Regions from separate parts of the Mus musculus genome. Here region 1 is linked to region 2. The links are chromatin contacts, found by Hi-C in ENCODE. All regions are on one chromosome and are shown on one strand. The core of a region is the stretch at or near the end of the contact, and the rest is flanking DNA. Distances in the headings are between cores, read along the strand shown. Region 1 has its middle 39 kb from the start of Gm35039. Region 2 holds the start of Kcnab1 (potassium voltage-gated channel, shaker-related subfamily, beta member 1).

Region 1 (3,554 bases), core at 240-2,739, 780 kb after region 2:
AGCCCTACCAAATCCACACATAGAAATCCTAGTCTCAGTATCTCAAGATATATAACCTTATGCAAAAATACAGTCACTGCAGACATGAGTCAAGATAAGGTCATTGGAACAGATTCTAATTCAGTAGGGGTGGTGTCCTTAACAAGAGACTTTGGGTGTAGAAAAAGATGCACAACACTGGGGTGATGATGGGACATGCCTTTAATCCTAACACTTGAGAGGCAGTGTCAAGGCCAGCCTGGTCTACAGAGCAAGTTCCAGGGCAGCCAACGCTACAGAGAATCCCAGCTTAAAAAACAAAAACAAAACGAAAGTTACATGTGTGCGAAAGGAGAGATTAAAAACTAAAACAATGCTTCTACAAGATTAGAAGTGCCAGAGATGCTAGAAAACTAGCCAAGAGGGGCATGGAACAGAGATTTCCTCGTGCCCCAGGAAACTACCCTGCCAATGCCTTGATTTGGATTCCAGACTTGGGAAACAATAAATATCTGTGGTCCAAGACATACAGTTTGTGGAACTGTGTAACCACAGCCCTTAGCTAATCAGAACACAGTCCTTTACTCAGTATGAAATTTTCCTGTTGGTGAATGATAGCCAACCATCCTTAGTGTCCATCAGACATGGTTTTGTCTGTTTTTTGGTGATAGAGATGGCACCCAGGGTTTGGTGCACGTTAGACAAACCCTTTACCACTGAGTTAACCTCTCACTGCTCGGCAGTATCACTGACAAATACGGAATTTGATGATTTCTAAGACCTCTCCCAAATGTTATCTATGTTCACAGCAACTCAGTTCGGCTCCTCTTTGGAATGATGACCTGGTCCTTACAGCCCTTCCTTTGTTGCTGTTTCAAAGATAAGCTAAGGTGAAGGTGACCTTCAAGGACAAAACAAAGTCACTTCCGGTGCTGTGAGTTGTGTTCCTAGACATTAGAATAAAACTAATTTAAGATGTGGGTCTTCACTTGCCCTCTGGTGAGGCAGCTCCTATGGTGAACTCCCTTGTATCTTCTCTATGTGTCCTCTATGTGTTCTCTATGTGGCCTTTGGTGTTAAATGCAAACCATGTGTTTGGGCTACAAATTCTGCAGAAGGAAGCAGAAATCCAAGTTGGCGGTCCTTTACTGTGACTTAAAGTTATGTCACGAGGGCCCTGTGTGGGCCTGGAAAGCTTGGGCTCTTTGTGTGAAACATGATCCCTCAATACTATTTCAATGAGTAGATAAAAAGCTGACCTAAGAAAGCTCCCAAAGACCGTTGATTTTACATAAACCAAGGTGTGACTAGGCCTGGTCTAAGGAAAGAAGTCCAAATACTTTAAAAATGTCTCTAGCCTCAGAGGAGTCCCTATTTCAGAGCTAGTCTGGGACTTTCAGCCTCTGCCCCTCACCAACACAGAGTTTGACCTCACCAACACAGAATTAAGTAGCTGTGTGGGTGATCATGTCTCCCAACCCCTCCCCCCATCTGTGGAGCCTTAAAAGGCTGAGTAGTCACAGGACAGCCCTATCTGTGGCTGGCCATGTGGCAGTGCTCTCGGGCCTGTCTCACTTCCCGTCAGCCCTTCAGCCTTTGCTCAGGAATTTGCTCCCAGTTCCATTTCTGGAAGCATCTATTTCTTCACTAAGCTGAGGGCTGCAGCCCAGACACCCTCAGATAATGTTTGTTTAAGGTTTTCACCCTTGCTCCTGGTTCCTCGCTACTCTGTCACAATTTTTGAAGTGTGATTTCTCCTGCCAGTGGACGCAGCCAGCAGGAGTCTGTTGAGTATAGAACTCACTGAAGGGCTGAGAGTGTCACTTAGGGGATCTCATAATTGATGATTTTTTCCCTTGTCAACATGATATATACATAATCCAAGGGAAATGTCTAAATGAATGGAGCTGTTTGGGGATAGAGGCTACATTTCATTCTCTTTTGAATTTTCAGTGCTTAGCCTCCCACCTGGCACAGGGTAGCATCCAATAAAATTCCTTATTGAATGAATGGACATTAGTTTTCTACTTTCTTCAGAGAGGTGCTCTGCTAGTGTGATGCCAACACACCACGGTCACACACAAGGCTAAAAGACACTTATATTTTCCAATAGCTCTCATGAGACATGTCCAAGGAAAAGCCCCTGGATCCAGGATGCAGAGGACACAAACTCCAGGTCCTCTTGGACCACTACCTAAGAGCCCGCCCAGTGTGTGTCTGCCTCACTGTGTTGTCTGCAATGCCTACCTCGGTGGATGGTTTCAAGATGCTGCCGAGGCAGCAACTGAGGATGTAGCTTAGTAGTAAAGAGTTTACCAGGCTTGATGTCCTGAGCTTCATTCTCAGCATTGCAAGGAATGTTTAAAAGGAGAAGACAGTGAAGGCAAAGGTTTCAGAGACCACGCTGAAGCACTTCTGTTATTTACTACCGTAGCAGGTAGTAATACGCAACTGGAGTTAAGAGGGTCCATGAGTCGTATTGACTATCCCAATATCTTTTATTCTACATGAACTCAGAGATGAAAGCTAAGTTTTCTTCCTACTACAGCTAAAGATATATCCAACCTAGTGAAGTCCTGGTCTCTTTGGAACATTACTTTCTGCTAGGTTAGCATCCCCCCCCCCTTTTTTTTTGAGATGTAACTTTAGAAGTATCCAGATTATGCATTTGGCAACTGTAAGGGTATAAAGACATTTTTAAAGCATTTTTATTAGATATTTTCTTCATTTACATTTCAAATGCTATCCCCAGAGCCCCCTATACCCCCCCCGCCCTGCTCCCCAACCCACCCACTCCCACTTCCTGGACCTGGCATTCCCCTGTTCTGGGGCATATGATCTTCGCAATTCCAAGGGCCTCTCCTCCTATTGATGGCCAACTAGGCCATCCTCTGCTATATATGCAACTAGAGACACAGATCTGGGGGGTACTGGTTAGTTCATATTGTTGTTCCTCCTATAGGGTTGCAGACCCCTTTAGCAGCTTGGGTACTTTCTCTAGCTCCTTCATTAGGAGCCCTGTGTTTCATCCAATAGATGACTGTGAGCATCCACTTCTGTATTTGCCAGACATTGGAATAGCCTCACAAAAGAGAGCTATGTCAGGGTCCTGTCAGCAAAATCTTTCGGCATATGCAATAGTGTCTAGGTTTGGTGGTTGTATATGGGATGAATCGCTGGGTTAGCAGTCCTATTTTGTGCATTGGTGATGGATAAAATATTAAGTCACAGAAGACTAGTTGAAGAATGGTTGCTCTAGAAATAGTTCCTGTGCCTAAATTATGCTAAGAAATATGAGGTTTTCATATTCAGAGGACTGTGCCTTTGACAGCCTCCTTAAACCAAAGAAACCTCAGACCCCAGGACAGGCCTAGAGAGTGAGAGGACATGCTGTGAGCAGCCTGGCACTGACCAGCAGAGCTCAGACTTCCTCCATTTTCCTCACCTTCCAATTGAGACAGCAGCAGGTGGTCCTTTGCTTTCTCCATGTCCTGGTGCAGATGCTGTTGCTAAGGTAACGGGGTGAGCAGATACAGAAGCAACTGGTGGATACTGCTCTCTCTACTTACATGTCC
Region 2 (3,464 bases), core at 670-3,169:
TCCCTGATCTAGGCTATGCTGTGCTTTTTGGCATTTCTCTGCTAGCCCCTTAATAAAGCTAAACACCACACTGGTTAATATATCCAGGCCTCTTAGTCCATCCTATAAAGCCAGCAGCACTCTCAGCTGAACCCCTGCCCACCTCCCCTCCCCCAAAGCCAGTGGCCAAGTTAAAGTCCCTGGTTCCTGACCCCTCGGGTCTGAAGGGCATCACCTCCCTCTGTTGTTCCCAGCCTGCTTTTTTCCCACTTTCCTTTTCTAAAAGCTCTTTCTTTTGATTCCTCCCACTTCTTCCTCTTCTCATTTTGACTGCTTTCCCAATTCACGTTGATCATCTCCGATGAGCTGGCTTAGTGTGCAAAAATAAAGGTTCCTATGATCTGCTTCCTCTCTACCCACTGTTTATTCCAAAGATTAAAGAAAGGTACGTCCCAGTATTCCTGCCTGGGTGAAAAGAAGAGGTGCCCACTTAACCCTGCCACCCTCAGTCATCCTAAATATCCTCTGTTAATGAACATACTGATTTTCCTAAGGGAAAGAGTGAAAATATATAGAGGATCAAGAATTGGATGCCACAATGTGGTTTAAATCTTATCTTCAGGTTCAAAGTTGTTAAGAGTAATAATATCTTGAGTGGATCTCAACACAAGCACAGAGTCTCCTTGAGGATTTCACTTCTGCAACTTCATTTGCTTGGGCAGAAGTGGCCAGAGCAGCTGTTTTATTTATTAATTTATACAGGCAGGCTATGTCATCCGTGAACATGCTTCCCTGTACTCCTGATAATCAGATCAGACCCATGGGTCCTGCCACAGGGGAGTCCATACCTTTGGGAGGGCTGTTGAGTCTTCGTGTGCTTCCTGAAACTCTGGACATTGTCATGTGTCCCAGTAGCCAAGTCAGATTATAAGAGAAGCTCCACTGAAGTGTTGTAATGGATCGAAATGAAGAAATGTTCTCCAGGCTCCTGAAATTCATTCTTTTTTCATTCTGTTGTGCTTAGTGTGGGTACCACTCCCGTGGACACATAGAGTATGATTTTCAACATAATCAGTCTCTGAAGACCGAGTGCTTTGTCCTTCCCACCCAGATTGCCTGCTCCTTACGAACTGAGACACAGCTTCCTAAATTTCCCTCCATATTGATCTCTATTGCCAAGAACAGAGATGGATTCACAAATAGCGTTTGTTGTTTCTTCCTCCTTGACAGTGGGGTCTGTTGGGGATCACATTTAGAAAGAAGCTTTTGGAGAAGATATAATTTAACCAAATTCATAGGACGAGTTATTTCTCTCATACTTCAAATGGAGAGATGAATTATCAACTAATTGATAGTTTGGTCTGAGCAGGTTTCTTGAGCAGTTGCTCTGAATGGAACATCCAGCCAAACAAGAAATGCATCTTATATGGGTTCAGGCTCAGCTCACAGAACTTCTTGCTGCCCATCCCTGTGGCCATGACAATATATATGGATCCTGTTACTTTCCTGACCTGTTTCTCCCCCATTGCACCTACCCCCACCTGTATCCTCCAGCGGGGAGGACCCATTGCTCCCTGCAGCATCCCAGACGTCTCTACTCTGGTATTTTAAATAAATTTGCAGTACGTTAGCAGACCCCACTCCATCCAGACTGCACTGTGGCTTTTCAGGAAACTTCTAACTTATCTGCATAAGAAATAACATGCAGAGGGGATATGAACCCTGACAAGGCTAATATCTGAATTCCAAGCTGTGTTCCAGCAAGTCAGAAGAGCATTCACGTGTTAATCAGTAGTGTGCTGTTCTCAGAGCACCCCACTCAGCCTCCCCAACTCAGCCTTTTCAACTCCTGCGCTGCAGCAAAATTTGGTGGCATCTAGGCAGAGCCCCCTGATGGAACAGCCCTCCCAGTCCTGTTCCAGTAAGGAGTGGTCACAGTGATCTTTCCTTCCCACTGCACACAAAGGCAAGGCGCTCCTTAAAGGGACCTCCCAGCTCTTCTATGCAGTCGCTAACCAAGTAAGTGCTGGCTCAGGAGACCCAGCTTTTGCCCGAGGATGAGTGGGGAGGGGTCTTGAGAAGCCTCCACCTCCGCATTCTCCTAAGCACAGGAGCGAGGTAGTTGGCAGGCATAGTGGATGGAGACCACGGGTCCGCGGGGTCCTGCTTGCTGTGAGCTGCTTCTTGGGATGCTCCTCTCCAGTTGAGCCTCCTGCCTGTGATCCAGAGGGTGCTAGCAGCGCATCTTGCGGTATGCCTGCGTTGCTTTGAGCCAGCGCCCAGAAACCAGCCCTCTGCATTCAGGCACCTCGGACTGGCTCCAGGCAGGGCTGTGTGCAGTCACCATGAATGCTCAGCTCTAGGCTTCTGCACCAGCCTCCTGACCACATGGATCTGGCTGTTTAATCAGCCGAGATCACAGCCTGGGAAGATTGGAGAGGCTGATTCGCGCTCCAGCTGCCGAGGCAACTTCCAGCTTGGCTGTTTACTTCTTTGGGTCCCGGGGACTCTGTCCTGCCCCTCAGCCTCTTCTGCCACTGTGTGGGTCCTGAAGTCAGCTGCTGGGACTCCTCTGAAGGCATCCAGGAAGGGGGGCAAGAGGGGTTAAAAGACAGCCGAAATCCCCCCAACTGCTCACCCTCTGCCGACCGCCTGTGTTGTGGGGTTCTGAGAGGACCTTGCTCTGTCCTGGGAAGCAATGCAAGTCTCCATAGCCTGCACAGAGCACAATTTGAAGAGTCGAAATGGTGAGGACCGACTTCTGAGCAAGCAGAGCTCCAACGCCCCCAATGTGGTGAACGCAGCCCGGGCCAAATTCCGCACTGTCGCTATCATCGCTCGCAGCCTGGGGACCTTCACCCCTCAGCATCACATTTCTCTCAAAGAGTCCACCGCAAAGCAGACTGGCATGAAATATAGGTATGGTGAGGTCCCTCTGCCCGGGGTTTCTGTGTTCTTTGACGGTTCAGCCAGGCAGTTGTTCCTGTTTGAAAGTGACTTAACTCAGCGCTTGTTTGCTTAATTTAGAATTCTCAGGTGTTTGCTTTGAAATTAGCCTTTTGTGGGGGGAGAGCTGAAAAGGGCCAAGCTGCTGTGCATGCACAAGTGCGATCTTTAAGATGTGGCCCATTTTTTTATATTCTAAGTGTTACGAACACCTTAGGACCATAATGAGTTCCAGAGAGCGGAGAAAACACACCTAAGAGCTAGGAACTCTTTTCTACTAGGACAGTTTGTCAAGAGCAGAAGTGTTTGTCCTGCTTGATGCACAGGCTGTCGATTCTACGCTTATGCTTTTCAGAATAGTTTCCCATCCCACGCTGCACTCTTCCCTTTGAGAGACCGAGGGAACATGTTAAGCCCAGCTCTTATTAAGGAAGGTTTGTGGTAGCAAGAAACACCTACAACGGTGTTAGAGACTGAACACTGCTGTACTGAAATCTAAATTACTGCCTGAAGTGAATGAAGTGCGACTGTTGTTAAAT

Evidence for each region. Hi-C counts contacts between places; a loop is a spot of excess contacts on that map.
Region 1: a loop to region 2 is called in a map of T-helper 17 cell, with 2.7 times the contacts of the local background. The contact joins the enhancer-like site here to the promoter of Kcnab1 in region 2. A Hi-C loop is called at or near these places in 2 of 37 maps with a recorded cell type or tissue (T-helper 17 cell and left cerebral cortex).

The regions. Positions count from the first base shown.
Region 1 is chr3:65,887,587-65,891,140 of GRCm38, forward strand. No RefSeq gene overlaps it. Among named protein-coding and RNA genes, the nearest start is that of Gm35039, 39 kb to the right of the region's middle. Within about 2 kb of position 1,490, at least 1 of the 3 ENCODE cell types and tissues checked has a DNase peak (open chromatin) inside an H3K27ac peak, as active enhancers do.
Region 2 is chr3:65,107,095-65,110,558 of GRCm38, forward strand. Kcnab1 (potassium voltage-gated channel, shaker-related subfamily, beta member 1) reads left to right here and starts at 1,920. Exons shown (of 14, transcript NM_010597.5): 1 at 1,920-2,898. The coding sequence starts at 2,678.